Regions from separate parts of the Homo sapiens genome. Here region 2 is linked to region 1. A link is an interaction called in ENCODE POLR2A ChIA-PET data of the cell type or tissue named here. Cell type or tissue: GM12878. All regions are shown on one strand.

Region 1 (4,000 bases):
ACAAGTCTCCTAAGCCCTCTTCTCCCATTCTGGTTTCAGGTCTAGGAAATAACCTCTTCACCAAGTAAATGACCTCATCACTGAGCCCACTCTGACTGAAATACCTGCCTCCTGAGAGGACTTTGTGCCCATCTCTGTAGTATTAGAGATAGCTGACCTTTTCTTTAGTTTTTACTAAGAAGGTGCTGACATTATGCTAAGCACTTTAATAATTTGCTAACACTTTGGATTACTTACTGTGTGCTTGGTATTAAAAATTTTCTTTTTTCTTTTCTTTTTTTTTTTTTTTTTTTTGAGATGGAGCTTCACTCTTTTTGCCCAGGCTAGAGTGCAGTGGTGTGATCTCGGCTCACTACAACCTCTGCCTCCTGAGTTCAAGTGATTCTCCTGCCTCAGCCTCCCGAGTAGCCGGATTATAGGCATGCACCACTACATCCAGCTAATTTTTTGTATTTTTAGTAGAGATGGGGTTTCACCATGTTGGTCAGGCAGGTCTCGAACTCCTGACCTCAGATGAGCCACCCACCTTGGCCTCCCAAAGTAGTGGGATTACAGGTGTGAGCCACTGCGCCCAGCCAGTATTATAAGTTCTCTACATATATTTACTCGTAATTCTCAGAACAAGCCTATGAAGTAGGCGTGATTATTCCTATTTTGTAGATGAGAAAGCAGAGGCACAGAGCATAAGTAACATATTCCACAGCTAGTGACAGGCAGCCTGACTCCAGATTGCTGTTCTGGTTCTATGCTGAAAAGTGTTCAAACTTTACAAATATTTTTTCATTTAATCCTGACAACAAAGCTGGAAGATAGGTTTTCTTCAGAGATCTTAAATAATGTATCTAAGGTCCCACAGCTGGTTATTGGCAATGTTAAGTTTTGCTTTTTGGTTTTTTTTGAGACTTGGTCTCATTGTCACCCAGGCTGGAGTGCAGTGGCGTGATCATAGCTCATGTAACTTTCAACTCCTGAGTATAAGTGATCCTCTTGCCTCAGCCTCCCAAGTAGCTATTACTACAGGCATGTGCCACCATGCCTGGCTAATTAAAAAAAATTGTTTTGTAGAAATGGGATCTTGCTATGTTGCCCAGACTGGTCTTGAATCGCTAGCCTCAAGCAGTCCTCTCAAAGTGCTAGGATTACAGGCATGAGCTACTGTGCGCAGCCAGTGCTGTTTCTAACTAGATCTGACCAACTCCAGAACCTGAGTTCTTTTAACCACTCTGTTATCCTAGATGGTCTCCAACTGTTCTCACTGATGTTCCAGCAACTGAACTTTGGTGTGTGGCTACTCAAATGGTATAACAACATTTCTGTTCAATTTCAAAGATTGTTAATAGATTTTTCTCAGTCGTAAGCATTTCTTATAGTTTCTCTGTATCACTGACATCCAATATAGCAGTACTAGCAAATGATGGAATGAGAAGGAACAAATGGTGTATATTACCAGAAAAACTCAAATAGCTGAGCTAGCCTTATGGGTGTCACTTTAAAAAAAAAATCATCTGTATAATAATCTTTTTATGCCAATAAAATTGTAATAAAGTTAAATACATCATTTCATAGTGCCACAGAAAAGCAATAGGACTTTTTGGATCTAAGAAGTTTAGAAGCCACAAATGATAATATCTTAACATATATGAGGTAAAACAAATATAATTAAAACCCCACAAACAACAAGAATGCCTTCATTGTAGGGAAACTTGGGTGGGACCCTGAGTTTCTGGAGAGGAATCCTCCCACAGCCTGGAGGGGGAATTGAGGTAAAGTTGCCCCTTTTCTCTGCCCAGGCCTGGTTCTTCTGGAGGTGGGGAAGCTGGAGCCTGTGAAACCCAGGTGTGAGCAACAAGGCATCCTCCACAGGGCCAAGCCTATTACAAATACCATACATACAGGTTGACAGCGGCCTCCTACTTTTCATGTAGTCCTGGGCTCAAGCAGTCTCACTTCATAGACCTAGACATGCTTGGTTAGGACTAGGGTCAGGAAAAGAACTATTTTCTTCATTAGTTCTGGGTACAGAGTAGATGGCTATTTTTATTTTATTTTTTATTTTTGTGGGTACATAGTAGGTATATATATTTATGGGTTACTTGAGTTATTTTGATACAGGCATGGAATGAACAATAATCACATCAGGGTAAATGGGGTATCCATCACCTCAAACATTTATCTGATTTTTAGGTTGAGAAATTACAAACCCCTGGAGTTTAACCTTCCGTTTCCCTCCTCCTGGTAATTTTCCATCAGGCAGGGTGTGACCATGACTCAGTTTGTGGTGAGGATGTGGCCATCCATTGGGGAGGAGCCTGCTCGATTCTGCCTTTCATTCTGGCTGGTGGGGAGAGGGGAGAAGAGTCTGGTGCTGAGTCATTACTGGGTTTCTTACCAGCTTCTCACAGGATGGATTCTGAGATGGAGGTCTGAGGGATGCCACAGCTTCTGGGACTAATTCAGGAGTGGTGTAGAGGAAGCTCTATGGATCGTGTAATTCCTTGTAGAGCCCTCCTACCCCAGGAGAAGTGGGAATAAGGTAGGCTGCAGCTCATTTGAAGATTCACTGGCTCCTTTGGAGCACAGGACTTGCCACAAATGCATCAGACCTCTCCTCCTCTCACAGTGAGCCAGAGATGCCACTCTTTAAGTTAAAAATTATTTTGCTTAGGAGAAGACCCAAAGTCTCCTCAGTCCTAGCTGTCCTTCCTGGGATAAGTGGGTCAGATTAGCTGGCAGCCAATGAGCAAGGGCAGACACAGGTGGAGAGTGGAAGTGTGTCAGGGAAAAAGCAGACTGGTGGAACTGAAGCCAGAGGGCTCCTTGGGAGGGAGTCACTTGATCAGGGCTTCACTGATGCCTTCTTGTTCTTCCAAATCTTGATTGATGCCCCATCTCATCCCCATATGCCATGTGTCAGGATGCTCCAGTCTCTGCCTCTCCTTGGGATGGAAAGTGCCAAAGTATATCCAGGCAGATTACTTTGGGGGGATAGGGTCTGTTTATAGTGCCACTTGCATCTTTGGGGACCTGAGCTCTGGCTACACTTAACAGGGAAAAAAAGAGCACAGGGCCTCGAAGGGAGTTGCTTGGTGGATAGGATTAGATCACTCTAACGGGGCTTTGTCCAGTGAGCCCAGCATTTCTGGGCTGGAGAAAGACTGCTGGAGGTCACATTGGTTGACAGGGTCACCTTGGCTAAGACTATACTTCCATCAGAGTGACCAAGGACTCCTTAAGCTTCTCCCTTCCATTCTAAGCACTGATGAGGTTGCAGGAGCCTGGGGAAACCTAGATACACAGTTGCATTCAGAAAACACTCAGTATTTGTTTAACTGTCCCTCCCCATGGCCACCCCCCACACCATGGCCTTGCCATACCTATCTCTATTCTAACCAATTTTCCATGCCTAGCTTGAATGTCTCCTCCATGAAGCATGCCCTTTCCACACAGACAGCCTGTTCTCTTTATCCCTAACTCCAAAGTCTAACTTTATCTTCCAGGATTTGTCTGGGGAAACTGATATGCCACCCTCATAGGCCTGAAGAAATTGTAGGAGTTTGAAGGAAGACCTAGAAAAAAAGTTCAGGCTGGGGGCAGTGGCTCATGCTTGTAATCCCAGCACTTTGGGAGGCCGAGGCAGGTGGATCACCTGAGGACAGGAGTTCAAGACCAGTCTGACCAACATGGCGAAACCCCGTCTGTACCAACAATACAAAAATTAGCTGGGCATGGTGGCGGGTGCATGTAATCCCAGCTACTTAGGAGGCTGAGGCAAGAGAATCGCTTGAACCCGGGAGGCGGAAGTTGCAGTGAGCTGAGATCACGCCATTGCACTCCAGCCTGGGCGACAGAGCAAGACTGTGTCTCAAAAAAACAAAAAAGTTCACCTGGGCTCGGTGCAGTGACCCACACCTGTAATCCCAGCACTTTGGGAGGCTGAGGCAAGCAGATCACTTGAGCCTAGGAGTTTGAGACCAGTCTGGGCAACAGTGAGACCCCATCT
Region 2 (4,000 bases), 130 kb before region 1:
CGGAAGGAAACTAGCATTTATTGTCTGGCACTTGATGTATGTTATTGCCCTTTAATCTTCATAAACAGCTCTGTGAGGTCAGTGTTATCCCAATCTTTGAGAATGGAGACATAGAGGCTAAGTAACATGCCCAGGGTTACACAGCTTGTAGGGATGGAGCAGAAATTCCAGTCATGCATAAATTTTGCTTTTGTCACTGTACAGTCTTGTAATATACTCATACACGTCTTTGTCAGTCCAGTTAGCAATTTGGAAAACTACTGGCCTCTGGCAGGATTAAGCTCTAATCACATCTTAGTGTTAATTACTTCAAATAGGTAGTAACTTCTAACATCTAGTTACTCATAAGCACTCAGGTTATGAATATTTTGATCCCTGGCCCATTGTTACCAGATTCCAGTAGCATTTCTTCCTTCCTCCCATCTATTCTTAGTACAGGTAGTATTTATTAAGTAACTTTAATTGTCAATAGTACTAGGTCCAAGGAATATTAAATTGAACTTCCCCGTCCTTAAAGAATTTACAGTTTCTGGAAGTGGGGATACAGACAGAGTGTGATATTTTTCTATGATAACTGAAGCACAAGGTACTTTGGGAGTGCAGAAGAGGAACACCTGACCTAAGTGTATGGGGGGAAAAGGAGAAAGTGCACATTGAAAAGGCTTTCCTAGAGAGCTGTTGAAGGAGATCTAAAAGTAGAAGTTAGTGGGGGTGAAGATAGTATTCCGCATAGAAAGAACTGCGCGTGGAAAAGGCCTACAGGCGAGAAGCCTTCATGCCATATTCAAGGAACTCAAGGTGTCTAGCTGAAGTACACAACTCTAGGGTGGATCAGCAAGTTCTGAAGCTAAAGAGGTGATAGATGGAAAGGTCATGAAATGGCCTAATAAGCCCTGGTAAGGAATGGAGCTTTATCCTAAGGTCAAAGAAGGCCAGTAAAGTCCAGTCAACAGGATAAGTGATGTGACTAAACTCTAGCTACATTGGGGCTTGCTGTAGAGTGGGATTAGAGGCAGGAAACCCAGTTAAAAGGCTGCCAACAGTGGTCTAGATAAGAGAGAGTAGTGGCTGAAGTTGGGTTGATGGCTGTAAGGACAGAGAAAACTAGAAAGACTGAAGAGAGATTTAGGAGGTGGCTGCTTGGAAGTGGGAGTTAGGTTGGAGGGAAAGGGTGCTGAGGATGACTCCCAGATTTCTGACTTAGCAGTTTGAATGTTGGCTCTCATTCACTCGTGCTGCCATTAACAAAGATAGGGAAAATAGTAGGAGAGGAAGGGAAGGAGTAAAAAGAGCTAAATTGGTGGTCGTGGTGGCTCACACCTGTAATCCCAGCACTTTGGGAGGCTGAGGCAGGTGGATTACCTGAGGTCGAGAGTTCGAGACCAGTCTGACCAACATGGAGAAACCCCATCTCTACTGAAAATACAAAATTAGCTGGGCATAGTGGTGCATTCCTGTAATCCCAGCTACTCTGGAGGCTGAGGCAGCAGAATCGCTTGAATCCAGGAGGTGGAGGTTGCAGTGAGCCGAGAGTGCGCCACTGCACTCCAGCCTGGGCAACAGGAGTGAAACTCCATCTCAAAAAACAAAACAAAAAAAAAACAGTGAAATTAAGAGGTTGAGAGGTAGAGTGAGAATCATGAAAAGTAAATTTGATTTTGACGTGTTGACTATGAGGTATCAAGCAAACAGTTAGCTATGTAGTACTAGAGCTTGGGAGAATGAGTTTGAACACTTCCGAGGAGAAGAAGGTCCAAAAGGCAACCACAGGAGGGTGGTTGAGGAGGAGGAGGAGGATGTTGTTGGATGACTGCTAAGCCAGAACATGGGTTAGTTCTTCCTCTTGGGTGTGAAAATCATCTAGGATAATAGCCAGCCTTGAGGTGGAGAGGAATACTGGGCAACAGGATCCAAAGTATTAAGTAAATAAGGTTGGGCATGGTGGCTCACACCTGTAATCCCAGCACTTTGGGAGGCTGAGGCTGTGGGATCACTTGAGGTCAGGAGTTCGAGACCAGCTTGGCTAATGTGGTGAAACCCCGTCTAATTTGTAAAAATAGAAAAATTAGCCAGGTGTGGTGGTGCACACCTGTAATCCCAGCTACTTAGGAGGCTGAGGTAGGAGGATCACTTGAGCCTGGGAGGCGGAGATTGCAGTGAGCTGAGATCGCGCCACTGCACCCCAGCCTGGGCAACAGAGGAGGACTCCATCTCAAAAAAAAAAAAAAATTAAGTGAATAAAGAAGTGATCAGGAAGCTACAGAGTGTTGTAACAAGGAGAGCTGAAGATTTAACAGCTGGATGACATGAACCACAGAAGAAAGGTGTTTTATTACTTGGTGGTGGTGGAATGGATGACCCAGAAGCAGCCCCATATCTCAACCCTATGATGTGGGAAGTGGCTGCCTCTCAGAGCATGTTGTAGGGGAAGTGGTGTGTGGTATTCCTGGGGAGAGCCAGGCTTCAGTTAGGGAGGAAGTAGAAGAGGCTGAGTAATTAAGTAACTACACAACAAGATCTCAGAGGGTTTACAAGGTGAATGATATGTAGTACACAGGTGGTCTGGTGGAGAAGAGGAAGCAACATGTATAAAAATAGAAGTGCAGGACCAGAAGTGAGCAAAGGGGGTTATATATTGGGCAAAGTGACAAAATATGGTAGAGATATGACATGGCGGATTTCCCTGACAATAAGATTACCAAGAAAATAGATTCCAGAGACAAGCAAGCATGTGTATATATGTGGGAATTTAATATATGATCAAAGAAGTATTTCTGATCAAATGTGAAAAGATGTATTAGTCAATAAATACCTAAGGATGACTGGTTATCCAATTGGGAAAAAAATAAATCCTTACCTCATATCAAACTCAAAAGTAAATTCCAGGGAGATTAAAGATCTGAAGATAAAAGACCATTGAAGTGTTAGACAGAAATGAAGGAAACTATTATTATAATTTTAGGGGTAGAGGAGGCCTTTCTAAGTAAGCAAATAAAGAGACCGTAAAGGAAAAGAGTCATAGCTTTGACTACATAAAAATTAAAGCAAAAGAAAGCATAAGGTTAAAAAATAAGGGATAAAATGAGGCAGATATTTGCAACAAGTCAATAAAAGAAAAGTAACTTTAAAAAGTAAAAAGAATGGCTGGGTGCCGTGGCTCACGCCTGTAGTCCCAGCACTTTGGGAGGCCAAGGCGGGTGGATCATGAGGTCAGGAGATCTAGACCATCCTGGCTAACATGGTGAAACATCGTCTCTACTAAAAATAATAATAATAATAAAAAATTAGCCGGGCACGGTGGCGTGCGCCTGTGGTCCCAGCTACTCAGGAGGCTGAGGCAGGAGAATGGCATGAACCTGGGAGGCGGAGCTTGCGGTGAGCCGAGATCGCGCCATTGCACTCCAGCCTGGGCGACAGAGCGAGACTCCGTCTCAAAAAAAAGAGTAAAAAAAATTTGGCTAGTAAATGCAAAGAAATGCTTGAGGCCAAGAGTTCAAGACCAGCCTGGGCAGCATAGTGAGACCCTGTCTCTACAAAAAATAAAAATAAAAATTAGCCTGACATGCTGGTGCACGCTTGTAGTCTTAGCTGTTTGGGAGGCTGAGGCAGGAGGATCACTTGAGCCTAGGAGGTTGAGGCTGCAGTGAGCTATGATTGTGCCACTGCACTCCAGCCTGGGTGACAGAGCAAGACCCTGTCTCTAAAAAAAAAAAAAAAAAAAATTAAATTAAAACTTAAAAAGAAATACAAATTGAAATTGAAACAATGTATGTGTTTTTTTAAATCCAGCTGGCAATGGTGAAAAAGAATTGAGATGTTCTAGTGTTGGAAAGATGTGGAGAGATGGGCCCATATATGTGGATTTGGGTGTAAGTCAGTACAGTAACTTGGAAGAGGAATTTGGCAGTATCAAAACCAAAACTTTTCTTACCTGTGGCCTAGCATTTCCACCTCCAAGAATTTATCCTACAGATATCTTTCACAATTGCTTATATACATA

Evidence for each region. Peaks named below come from ENCODE experiments on the same cell type or tissue, not always from the same donor. Only the 100,000 strongest peaks of a DNase experiment are listed, where the experiment ranks them.
Region 2: POLR2A ChIA-PET joins it to region 1 with 5 read pairs; 10 of 35 experiments call an interaction of 5 or more read pairs at or near these places.

The regions. Positions count from the first base shown.
Region 1 is chr15:72,235,924-72,239,923 of GRCh38, reverse strand. No RefSeq gene overlaps it. Among named protein-coding and RNA genes, the nearest start is that of PKM, 6.7 kb to the right of the region's middle. RefSeq lists cis regulatory regions at 1,805-1,891, 2,026-2,650, 2,699-2,819, enhancers at 2,202-2,421, 1,632-2,831 and a silencer at 2,245-2,455. In GM12878, no CTCF peak of the experiment used is centred here; a DNase peak (open chromatin) is centred at 2,303; H3K4me3 peaks cover 626 bases; H3K27ac peaks cover 902 bases.
Region 2 is chr15:72,364,541-72,368,540 of GRCh38, reverse strand. All of the region lies in intron 1 of HEXA (hexosaminidase subunit alpha), which reads left to right. Among named protein-coding and RNA genes, the nearest start is that of HEXA, 9.5 kb to the left of the region's middle. RefSeq lists an enhancer at 2,207-2,356. In GM12878, no CTCF peak of the experiment used is centred here; a DNase peak (open chromatin) is centred at 2,440; H3K27ac peaks cover 1,846 bases.